Linked DNA regions of Homo sapiens: region 2 is linked to region 1. Evidence: chromatin loops called from intact Hi-C (ENCODE). Cell type or tissue: dorsolateral prefrontal cortex. All regions are shown on one strand. Links, peaks and the distances in the headings refer to the core of each region. The heading gives the core; the rest is flanking DNA. Region 1 has its middle 96 kb from the start of SEC61G. Region 2 holds the start of VSTM2A (V-set and transmembrane domain containing 2A).

The links. A loop is a pair of places that touch in the nucleus more often than their neighbours do. Peaks named below come from ENCODE experiments on the same cell type or tissue, not always from the same donor. Only the 100,000 strongest peaks of a DNase experiment are listed, where the experiment ranks them.
Region 2: it touches region 1 in a loop (3-fold over the local background); 12 of 110 quality-filtered maps call a loop at or near these places.

The regions. Positions count from the first base shown.
Region 1 is chr7:54,658,807-54,668,507 of GRCh38, forward strand. No RefSeq gene overlaps it. Among named protein-coding and RNA genes, the nearest start is that of SEC61G, 96 kb to the right of the region's middle. RefSeq lists enhancers at 5,010-5,725, 5,726-6,441. In dorsolateral prefrontal cortex, for the core only: CTCF peaks have their summits at 5,717 (motif pointing left) and 5,929; DNase peaks (open chromatin) are centred at 5,172 and 5,735; H3K4me3 peaks cover 1,468 bases; H3K27ac peaks cover 1,034 bases.
Region 2 is chr7:54,538,066-54,547,766 of GRCh38, forward strand. It overlaps VSTM2A (V-set and transmembrane domain containing 2A), which reads left to right and starts at 4,310. Exons shown (of 5, transcript NM_001301009.2): 1 at 4,310-4,744; 2 at 6,557-6,723; 3 at 8,882-8,932. The coding sequence starts at 4,666. RefSeq lists enhancers at 3,948-4,448, 6,742-7,254. In dorsolateral prefrontal cortex, for the core only: no CTCF peak of the experiment used is centred there; DNase peaks (open chromatin) are centred at 4,256 and 5,266; H3K4me3 peaks cover 3,829 bases; H3K27ac peaks cover 4,543 bases; H3K27me3 peaks cover 4,305 bases.

The DNA.
Region 1 (9,701 bases), core at 3,154-8,153:
ACAGAGGGAGTCGTTGTCTTTCTACTGCCAAGACTATCTGCTATGCAAACATCCTGGATCATCCATTGATGATCTCAATGTCCTTTGTTCAGAAGACATGCAAACCATGTCCAGACATAGAGGACTAGTTCATAACAAAAGGATCCTGTGGCCTGATTTGGAGCAGGGCCCCTAAGGGACAGAAAATTTCAAGACATATTTGGGAGACCTGACAGTGGAAGTTATCTTTACCCAATTTTCCCAGGGAACGGTACTAGGAAGGCATAAAACCTCAGGAAATTTAGAGCTGCACAGTGTGTCAGAAACTATGGAACCGGAGACAGCTTTGCAAGGGTTTTTCCGGAATGGCAACTGACTGAGGTTATAAAATTATTCCCACACACTTATGCTGCAAGGAGTGGAATATCCAGCAAACTGGGAGACACAGGAGGACAAGAACAGATGATGCTTCGGTAATGACTTAAAGGGACCAGTTCCCAAGGGCCATATGGGATGTTCACCCCACAAGACGATTGAAGGAGGGAGAGAGGCATCTCCCCAGTGCCTCACACAGTGAAAGGTCCCTAGGAGATTCTAGAGGGGATGTCTTGTCTTGAATCACTTTCAAGACAAATAAGGAATTGAACCACTTGTTTTTACAAAGTCTGTTACTGGGAGACACCATCTCTGGATCCAGGCCGGGAGGCTGCGGTGAGGAAGCCAGCTCAGGAGGTTGTCAGGGCAGCCACAGTGGAGCCACAGCTCTGGGGCTGCCATCTTGTCCTGTCAGCTTAGCTACCACTGTTCACATCTCTCCCTCAGTAGTTTATGTTTTATTACATATCACAAAATGTCCATATGGAATGTGTTGAAAATAAAGTTGAAAGGACAAAAATAACAGGTTCTTCACCACAGATAGCCGAAGAAGTAGTGGTCTGGAACAGCCCTATCCATCAGAACTTTGACAATGATGGAAACGTTCTGTTCCTGCAGTGACCAATATGGTAGCCACTAGTTGCATGTGGCTACTGAGCACTTGGAGTGAGGCGATTGTAATTTAGAATCCAAACATTTCATTTTATTTAATTTTAATTAAGTTAAAATAGCCATGTGACTAGTGGCTGCAGTACTGGACACAGCAGGTCTAGAATGAAGGCATTAGCCTGAGCCTCTCAAAGCTTTTGTGACCTTATCATAAAATGAGGATAAAAGTAGAATCAATCATGTAGGGGGCTTTCAAGGCTTAATGAACTAATCCATGTTAGAGGCTTAGCACCTCTGGGGCACACAGCTGGCACTCAGTAGGCATTAGAGGAAGATGAAAAAAATAAGTATGACAACACTGGTGGCAATCACAGAGACAGAGCTCCGGGGTTCTGAGGACAGGTTTGGACATGCGTGTGGCCAGCTATTAGGTAAGAAAAAGTATGGTCCATGCAGCGTGGGGCCAGAGCATGGGTGACAATGGGTGAGGAGGCCCTGCATCTGGCTCTATATGGGAGCACAGGCACATGAGGGGTGATGCCCCAAACCCTAACGGCCTTGAAAAGGAGAGTAGATGTTCAGCACTGGGTCAGCAGGGAGGGGGCTGTGCCCAGAGCTTCCCAGGCTGCTGGGGCAACTGCTCCCTTGGGTGGTGCACGGTGCACACGGCAGGGGCAATGCTCTCTGGGGCTGTGTCCAGCTCCTTCACCCAAATTCAAAACATGTGCATTCTGCACACCTCTGTCAAATAGTCTGGATCAAGGCATGTGTTTGCCTAAATCATCTGAAAATTTATATCAAAAATAGTTTCTTGGCATGTATCTATCAGTCTGGGTCCAATCAGGAGATGCAGACCACAACACAATTTAAACAAGGGAGGTTTAATATAAAGAAATATGATGCTATTTCTTAAGAAACAGGACAAGAGAGTAACTATTGAGACAGAAAGAGCTCTACAGGGCACCAGAGCTGTGGGTGAGCACCCAAGGAAGGACACAGCTAGAGGGGGCTTAGACTTCTGAAGAAAGTATGGCTGCACCTACTGGATAGTGGAGAATTTTGCTGGGCTTCCCAGGACACAGCTGGCCCACAGTGGCTGGACAAGTGAAAACATCACTCTGTGGCACCAGCAAACTGAGGCCAACAGGCAGGCAGAGAGAGCAGGGCACACTGCAGGTGTGAGACCAAAAACCTGTCATGTCTATGTCATTGTCCATGTTGAGAGGGCCACAGGAAATACACCTGCAGGACACAGGCAGGGGATGCTGGCAGGTGGTGGACCACCCTCTGCAGGGACCCAGTGCCCCTCTGTGCACAGCTTGGGTCAGAGCAGCTGTGGGCGCTTGCATGGACAAAGGTACAGCCTGCCGAATGGCCAACCTTAAGGAGCTTCAGTGTGCCTGTGGGTGGGGCTAAGGAGAGGGTACAAAGAGCAGGACCTGGGCCGAGGCACAGTCCTGTGCTGTCTGGTGTCCCTGGCTATGCTAGTGCTGTCCAAATCAGGAACTGCAGAAAGCATGGCAGCAACATGCTGGAGAGAGCTTCCTGTAGCCTGCATGCACCTGGCACTGGAGAAACCACACTGCTGAGCAGTAAAGAAAAATGCACGCTCTCCAGGAGCATGGCAAATGCCCTGAGAGCCAGGACAGAAAATCCCTACTATCTGTAATGTCTCTCCAGCACCTTCTAATGACAATCCTTAACATCGGATCAGTGGCAAAGAAAAAATATGAAAGAGGCTCACCTGCATCTTCACAGATCAGGTAATGAAGGATGAATTTGGAGCTGAGAGTCAGGAAACTGAAAAATGGCAACACATAGCCTATGCCCGACACCCACCGGCCCCACTCTTCCATGGCACTCACAAAATATTCCCTGGGGCTTTGACTGTGATCTAGGAAAAAAAAAACACTGTTTGCAAGGAAAGGAAGATTTCTTGGTAAATTATCTTTCTATGGGTAAAAAAATCAGTGCAGTCATCACCTTGTCATTAGTAAGTTCTCAATAGAGCAGACTGAGTCAAAGCTGTGCAGCCAATAAGATGTACTTACAAATGGTTCCCTGCCTGAGAGCTGGGTTCAGAAGTGCAGTAGATCCAACATCTCCCAGTGCCATAATCTACCTTGTAGGACTAAATGTCCTATACCCTAAAGTTTATTATTCTTTATATATGATCTAGAGAGTGGGTACAAGTTTTGGTAGTAGTTTGGAAAATACTACAAAATCTTTGAAATAAAAAAAACTAAGCAGTTTATAAAACACTGCCACTTATACTTAGGTGTATTCTTACATCTTTTCTTTTTTCCTTAAATAACTAAAACAAATATAACATTTTCTGAAAAGTAAAGGGGCCTCAGTAAATAAATACATAGCATTGCTATTATGACATACAATATTTTAGAATAAAAATATAGTATGAATATTCATAGAAGTTGTTATTCTTGGATCTTTAGCAACATTAAATATGTAATATACTTACACCTCCATTTCCTCTTCTAATATTTATCCCTGCTTCATTTCTAAATCATCTTTTCCATATTTTCCTCTTCAGTTTTTTAAGTGGGACGGCAAGCTTGTTTTCAGCTAGTTGTAATTAAAATATTATCTATGAGCACTTTCAAGCCAGATTGTCATCATCAAAGCAAAGGAAAGATGGGGCAATTTTGGAGAAAACTCAGTGACACATCAAATTATTTAGATGGATGTTTTAATTTCACAATTTTTCTTCAACTAACTTTAAAATATGTGGGTGATTATTTTATATAGGGATTCGCATGGTACAAAAATCAGTAGAACTCCAAATAAGGCACTGAGAGGAGACAGAGAGGAGAGCACTGAGGTGGGCTCTTCTGCCCTGAGTGGACCCTGATCTCCACAGAGGCCAGGCAGACAGCATCCTGCCTTCCACCGTCGCGTTCCAGAGAAGACTGTTGATAAACAGCCAGTGCCTAACTTCAGGGAGGGGTTAGTTATGGATGAAATCAAAGGACACCGAGGGAAATGTAAGAGAAGGTGGCTGGAGTAGGCTTGGGAGGCAGGGGGCCCCACCTGGGAGAGCTTGGCGTTCTAGCCTGTGGAGGAGTCCTAGGGGGAGGAGAGAACTGGGGAGGGGTAGAGGGCGCTCAGGAAGGCAGGTCTTGTGTCCTGCGCCAGCCAACTCCAGCTGTGCTCCATGGCTCCGGCAGGGTTGCTCTGAAGGCTATAAAGGAATGTGCCCACCCTGGCATGTGACCATCCTTCTAGAACACGCTTTGGTTCCTCGATTTGGGAAGGTCTGGCTCCAATAGCCCAAGCCTGCCTCCAGATCCTTTAAAGATAGCTTCACTTTTCTGTCCCAAGCACTGAGAGGGAAAAGGGACGGGAAAGAGTGGAAGGAGTGGGCAGCAATGTGTGTAGTTTGGCCCTGCAGCGGAGCCGCCGCCGTCCATAGCCTCCCTGTTCGGAGGCCGCCATCCATAGCCTCCCTGCTTGGAGCCCCTGACCATGGCAGGCCTATCTCAGCGTCTTGCAGGAGCTGGGATGCGCATATCCCTTGGGCAAGGGGAAGCCACGGCTTGATTTCAGCAAGAAGCAATGTGAGTTACCTTGCCCTTAACCTTATGTAAATTCATTCTGCAAATGAAGATCCAGGGCTGAAAGGGCAGCACTGCAGACACCGCAGCGGCCGGAGCCACAGCCCTGAGCTCCCAGGGTTTTCCACCCAGCAGGGAAGACAGACTGGAAAAACGATTACATGAGTGGTGCTGGCTGCAAAGGAGAAGAATGGATCTTTAGTGCGTAGTGAAGCGCAGGGGTCTCACTTGGTTAGGATATGGTTCTGAAATACTTCACTGAGAGGGGCATGGGCGCTGGAGTGGAGACAAGTTGGGACCTGGACTCATTCAGAGTTCATTATGGGGAGGAGAGATTCCAGGACTAGAGAACAGTGTTGGCCTTGAAGCAGAAAAAAACCTGGACCAGAAACTGGAAGAAGAAAGAGAAGGAGAAAGAGAAGGAGAAGGAAGAGAAGGAGAAGGAGAAGGAGAGGAAGAGGAAGAAAGAAGAAGAAGAAAAGGAAGAGGAAGAAAGAAGAAGAAGAAGAAAGAAGAAGAAGAAAAACCAACTTAGGCAGGAGAGTACAGAGGGACATGAAGGAAGCAGGAGCGTGCACACTTGAAAGCGTGTGTTAGCATCAGCAGCCCCCGCCACCCCTGCAGGACATACCAAGATGCCCTTCACTCTGAGGGCAGCGGGAACACACTAAAGGGTTGAACAGGTTGCGTTTCTAAAAGGTCACGGACTACAGTGTGTAAGAGGTTGGAAGGGGATAAAAGCAAACGCAGACGGACGGCTAGAGAGCTACAGACGGGTGACGGGGCGGTGGAAGGAGGGCGGAAAGGGAAGTGACCTCCCAGCGCCGTCCTGGGCTGCAATAATCAATCAATCTGTGCTGCATGCTGGCCCCCACTGGACAGTGGCTAATTGATCCATTCACGAGGGAAGACGCAGATCTGACAGGCCGCGCGCAGTTCCACACAGCCGCGCTGGGCTCCCGTCACCTCCCTCCGGGATGAGTGTGGAAGGCGCTCTGCACCAGGAGCACTCAGCTTTCCCAGGCCGCTGTTGCCGGGCACAGGCTCCGGGCACACGAGGGGGTTCCGTGCAGCCCGCTTTGCAGAGGGAACGGAGGCGCAGAGAGCCTGGCCCGGGCGCGCGGCCGCGAGGGTCGGGAGCAGGGAATCCACCGCTGCAGCTCAGCTCTGGGCAACGCTGCCACCTGCTGTCCCGCGCAGCCGCACAGCGGCCCGGGCGTCCCAGCCTCCGCGAGAAAGACTGTGCCTGACCTGCACGGAGGATGACGCTGACCGGCCGGTGATGAGGAAGCCACCAAGGGAAGCAATTAGACACAGGACGTGCTGGACCTGCAGGCTGCACAGGCCAAGGGAGGGCCCCAGGCGCAGCGGGCGGATCTGCGGGTCCGCGGGCTGCGTCCCTGCCCTGTGGCCGAGACTGTGACAGTCTCCGCAGTTGGCAGCCGAGTGCACTGACACTTAGGCTGAGTCCGCAAACAGAAAAGCACCAAATCTCAGTGGCTCCACGCAACAGGTGTGTTTCTCACTCTCATATCCAGGTTAGGTCACGGGACACGCCAACAAGTGATTTAGGGACCAGGCTCTTTCCCTCTCTGTACCACCTTAAAAATGCAGCCTCCAAGTTCACTGTCTAAAGGAAAAAGTAATGATCAAGGGTGAGAGATTTTGCCGCGGCCTGTGACACAGCTCCACCTAATGTAAAGGTGTTAGAAAGCTCGGTTTTCCCGCGTGGCCAGGAAGAGGAGAAAAAGAAGTGTCGCTGGATCACTAAGACTTGGCCAGACCCTTCTGTGCCTCCTAAACATTCTCCCGTCCATGCAGAGAGCACCCTCACGCCTTCCCCCAGAGGGGCAACCACAGTCCCACCAGTCACTGCCCAATGCAAAGGGCCCCCAGGCAATCTCACTCCATGGCCGGGACTCCTCTTGGGCTGCCACCAATCACCTAGAGGGAGAGTGGTTGCTCTCCTCCACCCAGCAAACAAGCACATTATCTCTGAAACAAACACCACACCACCATTCCAAAACAGAGTGGGAGAAACACCCTATCACAGCCCAACAGGACACCTGACTCCGCTGGCCAGAATTGCTAAATTCCTCTGTCCTGGGCTGGGAAGGCCCCTCATTAGACTCCAGGGCTATCCTCTGGGGAAAACTCCATGCTCTGTTTTTCTTGGAAACCCCTGGATCGTGGGAGTTCTTAATTGCTCACTGGGCTTCAGTTTCTGAATTGGATGCTGGGGAATCTTCCCTCATAGGATCCACATACCCTGGATCTCCCTTGCTGTCTGCTGTAGACTGAACGGTTGCTTCCCCAAAAACCCCCTGTGTTGAAATCCTAATCTCCAATGTGATGGTATTAGGAGGTGGAGACTTTGGTAGGTGATCAGGTCATCAGGGTGGAGCCCTCATGAATGGGATTGGTTCCCTTCTTTCAAAGGCACTTTTGAGGACACAGTGGGAAGAAGCCTATCTGTGAACCAGGAAATGGGCTGTTACCAGACATGGAATATGCTGGCACCTTGATCTTGGACTTCCAGCCTCCAGAATTGTGAACAATAAACTTATGTTGTTTCTAAGACACCCAGTTTATGGCATTCTATTAGAGGAGTCCAAGGTGACTAAGACAATGTGACCCAAAGACTTTGTAGATTAGGTTTATGCTTTCTTTGGCAATATAATTTCTTCAAACTCTTTGAGGGCATTTGATCCATTTGCTTCCAAACAGTTCCGTATGGCTGCAACCACACCCAAAACATTTTCATGGACAACATTTTTAAATCTTCTACTTTTTTTTTTTAACTTTCTCATACCCTTGCCTAGTTCAGCTTAATAATGAGAGGAAAAATCTTAATCTAATCATTGTAATGAGACTGAGTCACAATATGGTTTTCTAGCTGAAAGGTTTTTATTTCAATATATTATTGCCTACTGTTTGTGTTTCAAATGCAGTTGAAATGTCCAGCCCTTCAAGAACCCAAATTTCTGGACTTTGTGCTCTTAAGCTGGTCAGTTTTCTCCTGAGCTCTGTGCTTTCTTTGAATAGCATGCCAACACAACCAATTATAGAAAACACACAATCACAATCACACTTTGATTTTTTTTTCCTACTGCTTTTGCTAGAGTTGCTGAATCATAAGGCTTACAATTTATCCCCAGAGATATTGCAGACAGAAGTTTTACTACATATTTCCACTGTAGTTAGCATGGATCATCATCTTCCTTGCCACCCACCACCTCACTTCAAGTCAATGTCAGCCATCAGATTTTTGTTACTACAGTACTTCCTTTTGAAGTACCAATTTTTGTATTATTCTTGATGGTTTAGTTGTTGTGTCAATTCTCTAATTTCAGTGGCTTAACAAAATAACTGTTTCTTTCTTCCCCATGTTACAGTCCAATTAGAGTTGGCTGATTCTTCTCCATTCAGTGACTCAGGAACCCAGGCTGCTTCTATCTGAGGCATCCATATTTAACATGCAGCCTCCAAGGTCACCACTGAATGAGGGAACATATCTATGTGCCTGACTTAGACGTACTAACATCATGTCCATCACATTCCACTGGTCAGGACGCAGTCACATGGCCGACCTCACTGCAAGCGTGTGGAAAAGTCATTTATCTGTGTTTTCAGGAAGAAGAAAAAGACAATATTGAAGAGGTCTGGCTGTCCTAGCTACACTGCTTATAATTTTTTTTTTAATTGATTATTCTTGGGTGTTTCTCGCAGAGGGGGATTTGGCAGGGTCATAGGACAATAGTGGAGGGAAGGTCAGCAGATAAACAAGTGAACAAAGGTCTCTGGTTTTCCTAGGTAGAGGACCCTGCGGCCTTCCGCAGTGTTTGTGTCCCTGGGTACTTGAGATTAGGGAGTGGTGATGACTCTTAACGAGCATGCTGCCTTCAAGCATCTGTTTAACAAAGCACATCTTGCACCGCCCTTAATCCATTTAACCCTGAGTGGACACAGCACATGTTTCAGAGAGCACAAGGTTGGGGGTAAGGTCACAGATCAACAGGATAAGAATTTTTCTTAGTACAGAACAAAATGAAAAGTCTCCCATGTCTACCTCTTTCTACACAGACAGGGCAACCATCCGATTTCTCAATCTTTTCCCCACCTTTCCCCCCTTTCTATTCCACAAAACCGCCATTGTCATCATGGCCCGTTCTCAATGAGCTGCTGGGCACACCTCCCAGACGGGGTGGTGGCCGGGCAGAGGGGCTCCTCACTTCCCAGTAGGGGCGGCCGGGCAGAGGGGCTCCTCACTTCCCAGTAGGGGCGGCCGGGCAGAGGCGCCCCTCACCTCCCGGACGGGGCGGCTGGCCGGGCGGGGGGGCTGACCCCCCCGCCTCCCTCCCGGACGGGGCCGCTGGCCGGGCGGGGGGCTGACCCCCCCACCTCCCTCCCAGACGGGGCGGCTGGCCGGGCAGAGGGGCTCCTCACTTCCCAGTAGGGGCGGCCGGGCAGAGGCGCCCCTCACCTCCCGGACGGGGCGGCTGGCCGGGCGGGGGGCTGACCCCCCCACCTCCCTCCCGGACGGGGCGGCTGGCCGGGCGGGGGGCTGACCCTCCCACCTCCCTCCCGGACGGGGCGGCTGGCCTGGCGGGGGCTGACCCCCACCTCCCTCCCAGACGGGGTGGCTGCCCGGCGGAGACGCTCCTCACTTCTCAGACAGGGGCGGCTGCCGGGCAGAGGGGCTCCTCACTTCTCAGACGGGCGGTTGCCAGGCGGAGGGTCTCCTCACTTCTCAGACGGGGCAGCCGGGCAGAGACGCTCCTCACCTCCCAGACGGGGTCGTGGCCAGGTAGAGGCGCTCCTCACATCCCAGACGGGGCGGCGGGGCAGAGGCTCTCCCCACATCTCAGACGATGGGCGGCCGGGCAGAGACGCTCCTCACTTCTTTCCAGACTGGGCAGCCAGGCAGAGGGGCTCCTCACGTCCCAGACGATGGGCGGCCAGGCAGAGACGCTCCTCACTTCCCAGACGGGGTGGCGGCCGGGCAGAGGCTGCAATCTCGGCACTTTGGGAGGCCAAGGCAGGCGGCTGGGAGGTGGAGGTTGCAGCGAGCCGAGATCACGCCACTGCACTCCAGCCTGGGCACCATTGAGCACTGAGTGAACCAGACTCCGTCTGCAATCTCGGCACCCCGGGAGACCGAGGCTG
Region 2 (9,701 bases), core at 1,787-6,786, 120 kb before region 1:
AATGAATGTAAGTAGCCATGAGTTTTGTAGAGGGCATCTAAGCTGATTGTGATATTGAGGCTTCCCTTTGCCTTTCCTGGATGTTGCCTCTAGGCCAGATATTACGATTTAAAATGACATAACATGACCTCATGAAAAATTTGAGGTCTAACTTCGTGAACTCCAATTACAAAGTTACATAGATTTCCACAGAATGAAAGCCAGATGTAAGTAATTTACATTTTAGTCATGTAAAAAAGGAAGAGATAAAAGGAGAAATGCCATCTGGAAGATTAAAATCAACAGTAGCCATGTAATGGGCAGTTAGTGTCCACATAGGTCACCTGCCTCTTTAAAATGTTTGACACTTCCAGTGGCCAGCAGTTATTCTCTCTCTACCAATTGTTTACTTTATAAAACACAAGCTCTGAGAAAACAACAAGTCGTGTTGAGATGTGGGGACTATCTAGGATTCTGGAATCTTAAAAGACTTGTTTATCAGTGTCTAGAAAAGAGTTTGGGTGCAATTGATTTTGTTTTATGTGGTATTTTTCTTAGTAAAAAACAACTTTTATTGGCTTACCTCAAGACACTTAATGTTTTACCCTACCTTTAAAGCAATTTAGATCTTAGGATGCTGAAGAAATAAAGTATTGATTTGCTTCTGTGACACAAGTGACTAGTCATGGCAGGTTCCTTATATGTAGAATGAGTGGTTTGTATTAATTGCTTATTAAACTCTATTCCAATTCTGAAATTCACACATGCTATGAAGACATTGTACACATATGGAAAGAGGTATTATTCATGTTGCTTCTTCCATCATTATCACATGACAGACTCGCCTGTGTCTTTGAAATTGCAACAGGGAGAGACTGGTACATTCAGCAGGCCAAAGCATTGACTGGTATAATTAAGTGGAAAGCAAATGTGAAAAGCTCATCTTTGGTTAGTATGAGTTAGCAGCTTTCTCCTGCACTCTTATTTTCTTCAAATGAAATAGAATTTCTTTGTGGATATTTTTTATATTGCTTCAACATTTAAAGACTCTGTACTATTTCCTTTTATTTCCTGAAGTGAGAAAAGAATTTAATCCAGGAATGAGATTGTGAGTGAAAATGTTTCTCAGTACCCTGATATATTCTCTCTTATGCAGTTTTGATCATCTCCAAAGAAAGTGTTCAAGAACACAGTAGGATGCACATCGAAGGGCATGGACAGGAACAGCTCATCTAACCCAGTGAGGACTGTCTTCCAATTCTTTAGATGGCTATTTTAAAAGTTATTTCTAAAGGAAATATCTAATTTTGTATCTTCCAGTTACTTATGAAAAACTTTTAAAGTTTACATTGGCTCTTAAGCCTCAACTTATGACAAATTTTGAAAGTGTGATATGGAAAGCCATTCTATCATGAGCCTATGGGAGTGAAATACAGTGATCTCCCTCAACTTCAAGATGGAAAAATGTCTCCAAATCCTTAGGAGAAAAGGACAGAGCCACAAAATATAAAGACCCTCCCCCTTGCCAGTTCAGCTCTTAGGTGGATCAATTGCTCTCAAAGTTTATGTAGAAGCCTACAGACATCACAAAGAAACAGTGTTTGAAAGAGTAAGTTAAATAAGTTTGAATATGTAAAAAAATGAACAAATATAATCTAAATAAGATGCCAAAGGAACACAATGGAATGATCTCCAACAGATTTTATTACGCCCGAGGAAAGAGCATGTTCAGATAAACATTCCTATTTTAGGTTTTGGGGGAAATGTCTGAATTTTTAAGAAGCAAAATAATGACCAAAAGCTCATTAAGAGGGCAACAAAGCAATCAAAAAGTGAGATGGTAGAATTTGATTTTTGGAGCACTATCAATAGGTATTTTTTAAGAAGAGATTTGCAGTTATTTTTATAGGATAAGGCATCAGCAATCATTTTGGCAAAGGAGAAATGGGCAGGAAATATTTCTCTTATATCTGGATGCAGACAAATTGTCTTTCTTGATAATTTACTTCCAATCTTGTAGGAGAGTACAGTGCTTTACAAGAACTTGTATAAAGAATTGGACCTAGTCTCAGAACTGTGATCATGTGATATACTGAATATATTTACTTCTTAATTAAATTTTCTCATTTCAAACTGTTAACACAGAGACAGTTTGTCATTAACAAGGCAAATGACCTATAGAAGATAATGCATACATGTTTATTAGCACTATTTACAGTCCTTGAGATGATATAACACATATTTAAGAAAAAACTTTGGTCTACATTGGTAAAACTAAAATACCCATCAGGCACTTTTCATAAGGAGAACAAAAGACTTTTCCAATTTCATCTTTCTCCTTTTTTTTTTCCTTCCCTCCTTTCTTCTTTGTTTCCTTCATAGCTTAAACGCTTATAACTTTATTTTAAAGTAATTCAATGGCTTATTTGTACTATAAAAGCTTTCTCACACTTTATTTTTCACACTCTTAAGCTTATTTTTATTGTACTTTTATTGTTACAGTGATCAAGTACTTCTTTTAAATAGTTGAAATGCTTTGCTAAATTAATTTAGAACTCCTCTTACTTAAAATAAATGCCCTTTATATTGAGAACTGTTTTAACAGCAGATAACCTTGAAGTCAGGTCATTTCCATGACATATTATACCCATGTTTATGCTAAAGGTTGAAATAAAGCCAAAATCATGTTAGCACATTGAAAACATCCTGTTAGGCTTAACATTTAAAGCATATGCAAGGTTTTGTTGTTTACTTTCCACGTAATGCTTAGTATGGTTCAGGTGTATTAACTTGGATTATGTTTCTATGTTCTGAACTCATTGTCCATGAATGTTTGAACATAAAGTGATTTCCTTTCTTAGAACGATAAACTTCAAAATCCTTTGCTAAATACAAGGAGGATACAGAGTCTGGTTGGCCTAAACATGAACAGATATAAAATATCTCCCATGATTGTCTCCAAATCCCATATTCTGCCCCTACTCACAGTAAAAAATAAATATACTTTCAGAAAATAAATAATATTGTGATGACGTTATTGTGTCTTTAGTTTTCTGAGCTTTAAGTTATTGCTGCATTCAGCAATAGAAGATAAGTGATTTAAAATGCAACCGCTATGTTAAGGTTAATTTTTTTTCTGGCTAGTAAAGGCATTAGCCAACTACAAATTCTTTATCTGTAAAATGAAAATACATACCCTACATTGGCTTCCTGATAGCATTATTAAGACTAATTCATATTTCAAACTAATACTGAAAATTTGTGGCATAGTTGCATAGAAATAATAATGGGAATAAAAAATGTGTGCTCTTCTTAGATGGCAAATGCTATTAATTTTGTTAAAAAAAATTTAAATCCACTAATAGTTGGATTGCATAAGGTCAGATAGAGTCTTTAACATAATATACATTGTTGTTTCAGTTCTTAATTAAAAATAGAATGTACATCTCAAATCTTCACCAAGGCAGATAAGTAGATTTGTTCCACATTCTGAAACTTATTGTGATTTTTTGTGTCTAAAATAAGATTCCTTATTCACTTAGTCCCAGGGAACATTACATAAGTATTGTGCTATGCAAAAGAAAAGCAAATAAACAAAACAAAATCACGTAATGAAGACCTTAACGGTATTTAAAACCCCTCCCCCCTCCAAAATACATGGAAGATGAAGGAAAAGAAGGCAGGAGGTATGTAATTTTTTAAAAAGTAAACATAGTATGGTGGGCTTTTCTTTCCAGAAAATTCCCTCAATGCGTGACTTTTTGTACTTTTTCTCTTCTCCGTCTGCCAGCTGGAGCGATATGGCTCCTGCATGAGCTGCTTGTACTGAAAGCTGTTCAGCAAGAAATTCGTGTGAAATCGTAGCATGTGATGCTCCTGGTTGGAGCAGTTAATAACTGGGTAAGCGGCATTTCCCTAAATGGCTGTTTTCCTCGGCCCACCCGTCTCTCCCCCATCCCATTGCTCCCCGGTCCTCAGCAATGCCCCAACTCCCTCCCGGAACCTTTTGCTCCGAGCCCCCCGCCAGCGCCGCAATCCCGTCACTGTATTGTCCTCCTCGGCACCGAGCGATCTGATCCGCCGAGCCAGAAAGACACCCGATGGGGGAGAGAAGCAAAGTGGAAAAAAACCGACGTCCCTGCTCTCCAGAAGGGAGACCCCAGCGGCGCCGACGAGCCCTGCGCCCTCCGCGGCCGCCCGGCGCGAGCTCCCGGGCGGGGCGCTGTCCAGCGCGCACAGAGTTAAAGGCATCATCGCAGCCATTAGAGGGAAAAGTTGCGGCGCCGCGAGCCCGGCGAAGTCCTCAGCCCGCCCCGCTTGCCCACTCCCCACTTCCCGAGCCGGCTCCGTGTTTAGGGAGGGCAGTGATCACGCAAGCCGGAGCGGCGGGCTGACGTTGGACGAGCTGCCAGGTAGCTGAAAGCAGGCAGCCAGGCAGCCGAGACACTTCCCAGCGATTCCAGCCTGGGCTCCGCAGGAAGCCTCGCTGAATCCCAGCCAGCTGGTTCTAACCTTCCAGAATCGCAATCCCTTCTCCCCACAGCCAGCCCTCGCCAAGCAAGCAGCAGGATGTTTGCAGTGTCGCGCCCAGGGCTCTGAGACTGAGCCTGCCATCCACTCGCACGCCTTTCTTTCAGGGCTTTTCGGCTGTTGGCTACACTGATGTGACCCCCCTCCCTTTTTGGAATGATGGGGATCTTTTTGGTGTATGTTGGATTTGTTTTCTTTTCCGTTTTATATGTACAACAAGGGCTTTCTTCTCAAGGTAAGTCTTGCTCAATGGCAAATATACATTTGCTTGCGTGTGTGTGTGTTTCCTACACTCAAAAAGAATGGACAGGCAGATAGAATAAGCTTCCTAGCAAGTAACAGTGGGCTTAGGCTGTATAAATAGTGTTCTGTTTGACGATTTTTTTTAAAGTTTATTAAACTGTAGACTAGCTAGGCTGGAGAGAAAATCTAGCTGGTGCCTGACAATGAGGTGGGCTCCTCGGTGAGCACAAACACAGGGTCGTGTGGTGTGTGTGTGTGGGTGTGTGTGTGCTTTCTATCTGTGTGCATGCACAGGGTAGCCACTCATGCATACATAATCATCGCAAACAAACACAGGGCTGGATACTGGGACTCTCCATTGCCAGTCCCTCTTCCTTGTGTAGTCAGACTGGGCTTAGAGTTTCCCTTTTGTAGGTCCGTGTGACTCCTTTTGTATGTGTGTTTATCAAAGGACAGACTCCTCTGAGGACCCATAAAAAGCCACAACTTGCATGACAAGCAGCAGCAGCCTGCTGAACCCGATTGTTCAGGACTTCGTAGGCTGCAGTGGTCGTTTCAGCACCATGAACAGATCACATCTCTGGTGCCAAAAGACTGCATCACTTCTGCAAGCAGAAATGCCATACTCCTTCTGCCAGCTAGAATAGAAAAGCCCTTTTCCGATCAGAATGTCTCCTTAATAGCTTCCCTGTTTTAGGTACAAATATAGTTTCATTTCACTAGAGATCATTTTTGGGATTTCATAAAATGTTGAAAAGAGACAGTGTCTCTCTTTAAACCGGGGGTGAGGTGAGGGGTGGGGGGAGGAGTGCATCCACCCCAAATCATTTCTGCATTCCCCATGGCCCTCTTCTCCATAAGTGTGCATTGTGGTTGTGCATTTCCACTGGCCATACAAATCTTCCCAGGACTGCTTTTAGGGAACCATCAGCTCTTTGCAAAGTGCCCCTTAGATAAGATAAGAACAACCACGTTGGTAACAAGATAAGAGCATTGCATGTTCAAGAAATGCCTTTAGGAGGAAGGAAACATTATATTTTTGTGAGTTTCACCAGGGTTGCATGAATCTTGCAAACTAGCAGTGTCAAGGTTGGTAATGAAAAGGCTGAGAAACATCTCCATAGTGACTTCTAAATAATATTTAATCTGAACTAAGCCTGGATGTGTGATCATTACATCTTAAGATGTATGGCAATTCAAAATACAGTGACTTGATGGGAACAAATAAAGGTTAATTTGGAGAGAAGGAAACATATACAGTTTATAAAGTGTGCAACTTGTTTCACTGCTGCAGGCGTGTTTCACTGGTGTTGCTAATAACCGTTTTGATGTATCAGGAATGTGCATTTTGACAGATAATCATGATCTACTCTGTTACATGAAACATCCAGTTAGTGGTAGATTGTTTAGAAACTTAGAGGCAAGAGACTCTCCTCATTTATCAACTTGACAGATTGCCTAAATTGTATCTCACTGACTCTCTCAGTAAATGTTGTGGAATACTGCAATCTGACAAAAGGTATTTGGATCTACCTGCGGGGATCTTGGCTAAGAGTTATTGGCAAGCTTGTTAACCTTTCCATTATCTGGATTTGATCAACAACATAGTGATTTAGGTATGATACCAAAAGTTAGACAGGAAAGAGGCAAAGGAAGGGGGCTGGGGGAACCAGACGAAGCCGAGGATGTAAGAGAGGGGTTTTGTTGCTATTTAAGTCCAGGAAAAATGTAGCGAGCTCTCAAGGAAAGAGACTCAGGCAAGAGGGGTGTGGATATTCCAACAGGATGCCTTTCTGTTTTGCAGCAAAATTTACCGAGTTTCCGCGGAACGTGACGGCGACCGAGGGGCAGAATGTGGAGATGTCCTGCGCCTTCCAGAGCGGCTCCGCCTCGGTGTATCTGGAGATCCAATGGTGGTTCCTGCGGGGGCCGGAGGACCTGGATCCCGGGGCCGAGGGGGCCGGCGCGCAGGTAGCGGAGCCCGCCGACCCCGCGTCTCCCCTTCGCTCGCCCGGTCCTCAGGGTGTCCGGCCCGGGGCTGGGGGCCGAGGTGCTGCCTGGACACCCCTGGGGACCTGCCCGGTTCTGTGGAAGCGAGTGACCCCCAGGGCTTCTAGGGAGGGAAAGGGAATTTGTCCTGGGGACGCGAAGTTAAAACCCAGAAGGAAGTCCTGCTGCCCAGTTTCTTCCTGTTAAACCGGGAAGCGCCTCCTCCTGTAAGTTCTGGTACTTAGGCAGATGCCCGCCTTGCCCCTACCACGCTGCCACATCCCGGGACATCCGGGAGCCCCTTTCCAGGACGAAAGGAGGGGGAGGGGAATCGGTGGGCGGCCTCCACCCCCCACCCCACCCCCTCTCCCTTCTCGGGGCACCAGGCACCATCTGGGACCGCAGCCCCCAGGCTGAACAACCAGAGAACCAGGGCGGCCAGCTCCTCTCACCTCCACTTCTAACAGATATGTGGGGTGTCGGGGAGAGAGGGAGAGAGAAGGAAAGGGGGGAAATGGAGGAGGGAGAGAAGGAGAGAAGAAAGGGGGAGACCGGGAGAGGCACAGAGAAGGAGAAAGAGACGGAGAGAGGGAAGGGGGAAAAAGGGGAGAGACGGAAGGGAAAGAGAAGGGAGGGAGAAAGAAGGTAGAAGAGAAGGAGAGAGGGAAGGGGAAAAGAGGGAGAGAGGGAGTGAGGAGAGGGACAGAGAGAAGGGAAGGAGGGAAGGGAGAATTGGAGTGGGGAGGGGAGAAGAAGAGGGGGAGAGGGAGAAAGAAGGGGGAGAGAGGGAGAGAGGGACGGGGAGGGGGAAGGGGCTGGGAAAGAGGGAAGGGGGAGACGGGAAGAGACAGTGAAGGGGAAAGAGAGAGGGAAGGGGGAAAAAGGGAGAGAGGGAAGGGAAAGAGAGAGAGGGAAGGGGAAAAAGGGAGAGAGGGAAGGGAAAGAGAGGGCAGGGAGAGAGAAAGGAGAAGAGAAGGAGAGAGGGTAGGGGAAAAGGAGGGAGGGGGCGAGAGGGACAGAGAGAAGGGGAGGGGGAAGGAAGAGAGGGAGAATTGGAGTGGGAAGCAGAGAAGGAGAAGGGTAGAGGGAGAAAGAATGGGGAGAGAGGGAGAGAGGTAAGAGGGGGGAAGGGGGTGGGAGAGCAGAGAGAATGAGGGGGAAGGGGTGGGAGAGGAGAGAGAATGAGGGGGGAAGGGGGGAGGAAGAGAAGGAGCAGGAGAGACATGGGGGAGAGAGGGCACAGAAGGGAGAGAGGGAAGGAGAGGAAAAGGAGAGACGGAGGGAGAGGGAAGGGAGAGGGAGGGAAAGGAAGAGAGGGAGAGAGGAGTAGAGAAGAGGCAGGGAGAGGAGAGAAGGAGAGTGGAGAAGGGAAGGAAAAGGAGAGAAGAGAGGAAGCGAGGAGAGAAGGAAGTAGGGGAATGGGGAGTGTGGAGGGGACGGAGGGTGACTTGGGAAGAGACAGGAGAGAGGGTGGTGAGGTGGGGAAGGAGAGGGAGAAAGGAGGAGATGAGGAAAAGGAAAATAGCGGGAGGAGGGGAGAGGGGAAGGGGGTCCGGGCGAGGGAGACCTAGTTGAGCGAGAGGCGGCGCCCCTGCGAGCCAGCAAGAGAATCTGGGGCCAGGAGCGCGGGGCGGGACGGCAGGCGGGATGGTGGCCGGAACAAAGGCGCGAAAATTCGTCCCGGAGCACTTCACCTTCACTCACGCCGGCCGCCCCACCCCTGGCGCCCGCCCGCCTCACCCCTGGCGCCCCCCCGCCTGCCCGCCCGCCCACCCACCTCCGGGCGCGCGTCCGCACGGGTCAACCCGCGAAAAAGACCCGGCGGCTCCCGGCCCCGCCTCCAGAGCGCAGCATCCGCGCGGCAGGGACAGCGCCGGGACAGCGCCGGGACAGCCCCGGGACAGCCCCGGGGAAAGCGCGGGGACGGCGTGGGGTATGCCAGGGACAGCGTGGGGTATGCCAGGGACAGCGTGGGGGCGGTGCGGTCTGGGCCTGGACAGGGGTGGCCACGCCCCTGGTCGCTCCCCTGTCCCCAGGTCACCCTGACGGCCCTGCCCGGAGCCGCGAAGGCTATGCTCGCGTGGGAGCGGGTGGTCGGGCGGGCCTGGCGCGGGACTGAGCGTTCGCTCCTTGCCCGCAGGTGGAGCTCTTGCCCGACAGAGACCCGGACAGCGACGGGACCAAGATCAGCGTGAGTGCGGGGCGCGCCAAGGGCCGCGGGCCCAGGCTCGGGACGCACAGCCCTTCCCTGTCCCCGAGAAGGCGGCTTGCCAGCGCTGCAGGACAGCCGGACAGCCGGGTGCCCCTTGCTTGCCTCATTAGATACATACAAATGGAAGCACATTTAGAGTCCCTAAATAAAATTACATATTTTAGTCACGTAAATGTCTAAACATTCTAGAGAATCGTTTGCTATCCAGAGAGGTTGTGTGACACTTTCTTTCCTTGCTTTTTGTAACTTACCTAACAGTAAGAGTAAATACATTGCTAATATCTATTCAAAATTATGGAAACAATTATATTTTAGTAGAAAGTAAAACAGTAACATAGGAAAATATTTTTAGGGAGAAAAATATAAAGCATCCAACAGGATACTGAAATTGTGATGAAATTAAGCAACTAAATTTTGAATGTCACTTTAATGCATGGAATGTATTTCCAGTGCTGTTATTAAGAATATATAAATATAATGCCAAAAGCCAATATAAATGTAAAACCATTATTATAGGAGCTTGACCTATTGAAAATGTAAACTTATAGTTCCACTCTCTTGCTTATTACTTTTAATAAGTGTGTGTAAAATTTAAAAAGTGAAAGTCTTATTTTTTTACTATACCTCAAATGAGCCGCATAGCATCAGTTAATATTAATAATACTGCTTCATTTTTTAAATAGAAACGAAATAGGTATGTAATACAAAAGGAGGAAATCTGTTAAGCATAAACATATTGTTATTATTT